Linked DNA regions of Homo sapiens: regions 2 and 3 are each linked to region 1. The links are chromatin loops, found by intact Hi-C in ENCODE. Cell type or tissue: heart right ventricle. All regions are shown on one strand.

Region 1 (2,500 bases):
TAAATGGCTTTCTCAGACTCCGAAATGTGCCTGACGGGCATCTTTACTAGTTCAACTACAGAAATGCTTTACCCAGACCTTTTCTTTTATAAAAAGCAGAGGAAAGTAACATGAGCAGAAGAACCATTAGAAATGACTCTGTCAAAGTAGTTAAACTAAAAATTTGACAAATGAGAAAAGATTTCCAGCCCAGAAAATAGGAAAATGAAAGGAAAATCTATTTCTTGTTCTTAAGCAACATTTTTAAATAGAAATTTTTATTGAGACCTCATTCAGATATACCACACAATTCATCTATTTAAAGTGTACATATAGTGGTCTTTAGTATATTTGCAAAGTTGTATCTCCATGACCACCACTTAATTCCAGAACTTTTCATCACCCCCAAAATAAATCCCATAGCCCTTAGAAGTCACTCCCCATTTCCCTCTCCTCCCAGCCCCTGGCAACCGATAGTCTACTTTCTGTCTCTGTGGGATTGCTTAGGCAACATTTTTGTACTGTAAATGAATCAGAGCACGACCAAGCGTTTCCCCTATTCAAAACTCATAGAGAGCACTTGGAAGCTATAAAGGTACAATGTCAAGCACACCATCTGGCTCAAAGGTGGGAAGCCACTTAAAGAATGCACAGTTCAAAGTGATGAGTGGCACACGGAATAACTGTTTCATGCTCCGCTGAGCATCTTGTCCACTTCTGTCTAGGATTTGGATAATGAATCAGTAATTTAGCTTTCAGGATGTACACATGGTCATGGGTTCTCATCGTTCTGCCAGTTTTCTTCTCAATCCTCAAAGCCCCTACCCTGAACTAACGGCAATTTCTATGGGGATAAAGAACATATCCATACTACCTGCAAAGGGAACTCCCTCATATTCAGTCCTGCTGCCTGCTGGGTATCACTCCAATGTCTCACTAGCACCTAAAACTCAACTGATGTCCCAAACCTGCCATCCCTACCCACAGTTTTGCTATTGGCAATACCTTCTTTCCAATCACCCAGTTTTGAAACTTCATTGCTAACTAAATCATCTCTCTAATAGCCAATCACTTTCCAGGTCCAATATGTTCTTCTTCTGCACTTCCCTTTCTCTCTGCCCCCGCTGCTACTGCCATAGTGTGGCCTCTTCCTTTCCTGGACTTTTGAAATAACCCTCTAACTGGTGTTCCTTTCTTCCTCTTCCTGCTTCTACTTGCCTTGCCCATTATACTGCTGCCTGGTTGGTTTTCCTGAAAAACTGCTCTAATGTTTAAAACCCTCCAATAGTTCTACTGTGGTGATAGAATAAAATAAAATCTATAGCCTGGTATTCAAGGCTTTCCAAAATCTGATGCCTCCTGTTCAACCTGACATCCTATGATCCCCCTCCTAGCACCCTGTGCTCCAGGCTTAGTGAACTACTTGTGGTTTCCTGTCCATGCCTCTTGATACTCTGCCTCTGTACAAGCTGTTCCTTCACCCCATAATCCCCTACATTCCTGCCATTGTTGCATTATCAAACCCCACCCAACCCTTTAAGGCCTCACTCAAACACCATCTCCTAGAAGCCTTCTCTGATTCTCAGCCACTCGTCTCTCCACCAGCTGAATAACTCGCTCTTCTGAGTTCACGTAGCACTACTTTCTTAAACACCACTTTCTATCTTGTATTATAATTGTTTACGCAGGACTCATTTCCCTTACTAGATCATATCCTCACTGAAGATGAGATCTGTGTTTGATTCTCCACTGTATTCTCCAAAGTGCCTACTACAATATCTTGTACATAATACAGTTTGAGTATCCCTTATCTGAAATTTTTAGGAACAGAAGTGTTTCAAATTTCTGATTTTTTCAGATTTTTTCAGAATATTTGCATAATACCAGTTGATATCTCAAATCCAAAAATCCAAAATATGAAATGTTCCAATAAGCATTTCCCTTGAAGATCTTGTCAGTGCTCAAAAAGTTTCCAATTTTGGAGCATTTTGGACTTGGGGATTTGGGATGCTCAACCTGTATGCAGAAATATTTGCTGAATGAATGAATGAGTGAATAATACAGACTAGCTGGGATCTGAATCTTAGGACATGCTGATGTTCGTAAAGTGCTTGTGATACAAGCTGTGTTCACAAGGCCTTCTATTTCTGCTAAGGGTGCTACCCATTGGTTTACGTAAAGCCTTGCTGAATGGGCCCATGACGAGAGCTTCACTGCTGAAGCTTATTCAAGTTTGTTAAATCAGTTATCTTCTCATTAGAACTAGTCAGCCCCCAACCTCCCTCTGGCTCACAGATGTCCCTGGCTCTGGGCTCACTTCCCTCTTCCTCAGTGAGCAGAACTGGAAAATTCTGGTTGCTGGGCAATTCTACATAAAAGAAATAACAAAAATACTGTATCGCAATATGTGTTTCTTTTTGAGAATAGCAATATTACTTTATGTTGCTTATAGTAGTCTAAGCACATTGGCAAGCATATGGACAATGATATTTGGTAGAAATACTAAAATGAACATATAATA
Region 2 (2,500 bases), 140 kb after region 1:
CCCTTCAAGGTGGTACCTGTCCTTGTGACATACCACCATCATTTATTTTGAGCACTTCCTTAATTTCTGGCATAAAAATATGCTCCAGGCTCACCTTGTGCTTACCTTGCCCAGCCCTGGAATCAGCCATTCTCTAACAAGCTCTGGTACACTAAAATCTTTTGACTCCAGCTTGCAGCGTTATCGCAACACAGTAGGTCAGCCCTGAAAACACCAAGGCTACGTTTGTGGGATCTTAATGAAAAGCTGTGTCTTTCCGGTAGAGGATATTTTCTGGGAAGTAATGGGAAACAAAATTGGTCAGAAAGTTGGCCAGAGAGCTAGAATTTTCTGTGGCAAGCAAATTGGAATCAGGGAAGGTTCCTGATCACAATTCTTGACTGGAAATTCCAGTACAAAGAATGGGAAGGGGGTGTGCTTGAAGATTGATTTAGTAGAGATTGTATTTATTAGCTGGGGACATACAGTCTGGAGGAGGCAAGTATATACAGTTGTCCCTCGGTATCCAAAGGGGATTGTTTCCAGGACCCTCATGGGCACCAAAATTCATGGATGCTCATGTCTCGTATATAAAATGGTGTAGTATTTGTATAACCTACGTACATCTTCCTGTATATATGTATGTGTGTATATACACAGTCTCATTCTATCACCCAAGCTGGAGTGCAGTGGAATGATCTCAGCTCACTGCAACCTCCACCTTCCGGGTTCAAGTGATTCTCCTCCCTCAGCCTTCTGAGTAGCTGGGATCACAGGCGCGTACCACCGAGCCCGACTAATTTTTGTATTTTTAGTAGAGACAGTGTTTCAACAAGTTGGCCAGGCTGGTCTCGAAGTCCTGGCTTCAAGTGATCTGCCCACCTCGGCCTCCCAAAGTGCTGGGATTACAGGCGTGAGCCACCGTTTCCAGCCTTCCTGTATACTTTAAATCATCACTAGCTTACTTATAATACCTAATACAATGTAAATGCTGTGTAGATATACTCTATTGTTAAACATTTGTATTACTTTTTATTGTTGTATTGTCATTTTTTATTTCATTTTATTTTAGAATATTTTTGATCTGAGGTTGGTTTAATCCATGGATGCAGAATCCAAGGATACGGATGGTCAACTGTGCTTGATTTCCTTATATTAATTTAAAAGAAAATTATGTAAAACACCTCTCTCATGATTCCTTTGTATAACATAGGAGCATAACAGCTAAGACAAACGAAACCAACTGAAATCCCAGTTTCATTCTTGTCCATGTAATATCGATTTCTTCTGCCAACATTATTTTTTGGTTTTTTGCCGGCAAAGAATACAAATAGCTGGTTTGAGCCTCATCTCCTTTCCCTGGCCACCCTCTAGTGGAGGTGAAATGAAATTATACAATGGCCTACAAACGGCAAGCCTAGAGGGAAAAAGAAACAGCTATAGGTAAATTAGGTGGTGAGATCACCACAGTTAGAGCTGGAGGGATTGAAATATCTTTGTGTCCAATCCCTTATTTTGCAGATGGGGAAACTGAGGCACAGGGAGAGGGAAGCTATTTGCCCAAAGTCATAAAGCTAATGGAAGAGCCAGAACACACTCTACTCCCTGATGTGCAGCATCATTTTAAAGAAATTTTTAAAAACTTTTCTATTAAAAAGCCCATTTTAATTCATAATTGACTTAATTTTTGTAATATTTTGTCACCTTATATATATTTTATATATAAACATATTTACATATATATTATATATATATATATTTCAGAACTTCACTTTCAGGAATGGGGATGGACATTTAGTAGTTATTTCAAAATACCATACACATCACTCCATTCCCAATTATTTTCAAAATTGTTGAAAGAAAAAGTGATCAACAAAAAACTGTCATCCAAAGAAATGGAAGTTGAGGGGGATGGACTCGATCCAAGTGATGGTTCTGTGACTTCAAATGAATTTTTATGCAGTTCTGAACGTGGGACAAGGTTATAAGAGATAATTGCTTAATGCAGTGGTCCCCAACCTTTTTGGCACCAGGCACCAGTTTCATGGAAGACAATTTTTCCACGGATGGTAGGGTGGGGTGGGGTGGGAAATGATTTTGGGATGAAACTGTTCCACCTCAGATCATCAAGCATTAGATTCTCACAAGGAGCTTGCAACCTAGGTCCCTCTCATAATGCGCAGTTCACAATAGGGTTCATGCCCCTATGAGAACCTAATGCCACTGTTGATCTGACAGGAGGTGGCACTCAGGCGGTAAAATGCTCACCAGCCTGCTGCTCACCTCCTGCTGTGCAGTCCGGTTCCTAATGGGCCACGGACATTACCAGTCCATGGCCCAGCAGCTGGGGAGCCCCAGCTTAAGGTCTACAATACACAGACCCTCTAGGTGTAAATTCAGAAGTAACTATCCTAAGTAGTGTACACCAGTTTAAATAAAAGACCTGAAATGTCTTTTTACCTGCTGATGGAGCTGGGAGGATTTTGGTACCTTTTTAATGAATAATGATGACCTTCCAAAT
Region 3 (2,500 bases), 270 kb after region 1:
TTGAGACGGAGCCTTGCTCTGTCGCCCAGGCTGGAGTGCAGTGGCTCGATCTCGGCTCACTGCAACCTCTGCCTCCCGGGTTCACGCCATTCTCCTGCCTCAGCCTCCCGAGTAGCTGGGACTACAGGCACCCACCACCACACCCAGCTAATTTTTTTTTTGTATTTTTAGTAGAGACAGGGTTTCACCGTGTTAGCTAGGATGGTCTCGATCTCCTGACCTTGTGATCCGCCCACCTCGGCCTCCCAAAGTGCTGGGATTACAGGTGTGAGCCACCGCGCCTGGCCTTCAAAGTGACTATTTTTGCCTGGAAAGAGAAGGAAACCTCTTAGCTGAATCTTGAATGCTGAGTAGCTCACCAGACTAAAAAGAGGAGGAAGGGCATTATAAGCAGAGGAAATAGCACTTGCTAATGCATAGATGGAGGAACTGGAAGTTCAGAAGTGTCAGATCTTAGCATGCAAGAGAAGCAGCTGTGAAAGATGTGTTTGGAGAAGTAAGCAGGAGCCAGATCTTAAAAGACCCTTTTTATATTTTTTATGGAGCCAGTGAAGGGTTTTAAGCAGTGAACTGCCATAATTATGATCAAATTTTAAATTAAATTAAATTAAATTTTATCTTTAGTTTCAGGGCATGATCAACTTTTTGGTTTTATTTATTTATTTGTTTATTTGAGACAGAGTCTCACTCTGTTGCCAAGGCTGGAGTGCAGTGTCGCTATGTCGGCTCACTGCAACCTTCGCCTCCCGGGTTCAAGTGATTCTCCTGCCTCAGCCTCTGGAGTAGCTGGTATTACAGGCACACACCACCAAGCCTGGCTAATTTTTGTGTTTTTAGTAGAGGTGGGGTTTCACCATGTTGGCAAGGCTGGTCTTGAACTCCTGACCTCGGGTGATCCACCCACCTCAGCCTCCCAAAGTGCTGGGATTACAGGTGTGAGCCATTATGCAGGGCCAACTTTTTGGTTTTAAAAGCTCACTCTGGTGGCAGTATTAAGGAAGGAGTAGATGACCCCAAACTGGGTCAGACAGACTCAGGAGGTTATTACAATAATCCAGGTGAAAAGTGCTGGGGGTCTGGACTTAGGCCATGGCAATAGGGATAAAGGGGGAGAAATGGATGTGAGAAATACTTGGGAAGTAAAATCAGCTTGAAGCATGAAGGGAGGAAGCACATGGGAAAAAGAGGCACGGGAATGTGGAGTTTGTCGTTTAAGTGACTGGAAGAATAAAAACATCATGGACTGAAATAGAACTCAGAAAGGGAAGTCAGTTTTGGAACGCTTGTGTTTGATTTTTGTGTTTGGTTAAATGCAAGTGATGGACAATCAGGAAGACATCACTAGGATGCACTTGAATATACAGCACTATAGATATAAGTGGTGGACGGAGCTGGATATGGGAAATTTAGATTTATACTCATCAAAGTGATAGGAACTGAGGGCGGGGGAGGGGGGGAATGAATTCTCAGCAAATTTGAAAACTTTCTTTTCTTGCACTTTTGCTTACCTTACCTGACAGCCCTCTAGTGACAACAAGTACACACTACATTTCTTAAAAGTGCCCCATCTCAGTTAATGTCATCAGGAAATGGATATTCAAGACCCTGGATTTGGTAAAAATATTAATGTATTAATAATTTCAGTATTAGTGAGTGGTGGCATATCTATGCACCAAGGGTTCCAGCTTGAGCCTAGAGTTATTATTCGTTGTAATTCAAAAAGAGTCAAGAGGACTTAACATTGCTCTACCAGGAATCTATTTATATGAGGAATCAGAGTCCCCTGTGAAAGAATTTATTCTTAACCAGTGGTTGTCAACCTTGGCTACACATCAGAATTACCTGGAGAGCTCTAAAGAATCCTGACGCCCAGGATGCAGCCCATAGCAATTAATGAGAACCTCTTAGGTTGGGACCAGGTAAGGCATTAATATTTATTAAATTTCCTCAGGTAATTCTATGTGCAGCCAAGCTTGACACTGACAACAACACCGGCAGTATTGGTGATTGTATTAGTCAGGGTTCTCTAGAGGGACAGGACTAATAGGATAGATGTTTATATGAAAGGGAGTTTATTAAGGAGTATTGATTCACACGATCACAAGGTGAAGTCCCACGATACGCTGTCTGCAAGCTGAAGAGCAAGGAAGCCAGTCCGAGTCCCAAAACCTCACAAGTAGGGAAGCCGACAGTGCAGCAGCCCTCAGTCTGTGGTCGAAGGCCCGAGAGCCTCTGGAAACTACTGGTGTAAGTCTGAGAGTCCAAAGTAGGAAGCATCTAGCACAGGAGAAAGATGAATGCTGGAAGACTCAGCCAGTCTAGTCCTTCCACGCTCTTCTGCCTGCTTTTATTGTAGCTGTGCTGGAAGCTGATTAGATTGTGGCCATCCAGATTAAGGGTGGGTCTGCCTCTCCTAGTCCACTGACTCAAATGTTAATCTCCTTTGGCAACACCCTCACAGACACACCCAGGAACAACACTTTGCATCCTTCAATCCACT

What was found. Peaks named below come from ENCODE experiments on the same cell type or tissue, not always from the same donor. Only the 100,000 strongest peaks of a DNase experiment are listed, where the experiment ranks them.
Region 2: a loop joins it to region 1, with 2.5 times the contacts of the local background. A loop is called at or near these places in 64 of 110 quality-filtered maps.
Region 3: a loop joins it to region 1, with 4 times the contacts of the local background. A loop is called at or near these places in 8 of 110 quality-filtered maps.

What each region holds. Positions count from the first base shown.
Region 1 is chrX:118,593,841-118,596,340 of GRCh38, reverse strand. The region is part of intron 20 of DOCK11 (dedicator of cytokinesis 11); the gene reads right to left. Among named protein-coding and RNA genes, the nearest start is that of DOCK11, 99 kb to the right of the region's middle. In heart right ventricle, no CTCF peak of the experiment used is centred here; no DNase peak of the experiment used is centred here; H3K27ac peaks cover 341 bases.
Region 2 is chrX:118,458,545-118,461,044 of GRCh38, reverse strand. No RefSeq gene overlaps it. Among named protein-coding and RNA genes, the nearest start is that of DOCK11, 36 kb to the left of the region's middle. In heart right ventricle, a CTCF peak has its summit at 1,346 (motif pointing left); no DNase peak of the experiment used is centred here.
Region 3 is chrX:118,324,655-118,327,154 of GRCh38, reverse strand. No RefSeq gene overlaps it. Among named protein-coding and RNA genes, the nearest start is that of WDR44, 20 kb to the left of the region's middle. In heart right ventricle, a CTCF peak has its summit at 1,523 (motif pointing left); no DNase peak of the experiment used is centred here.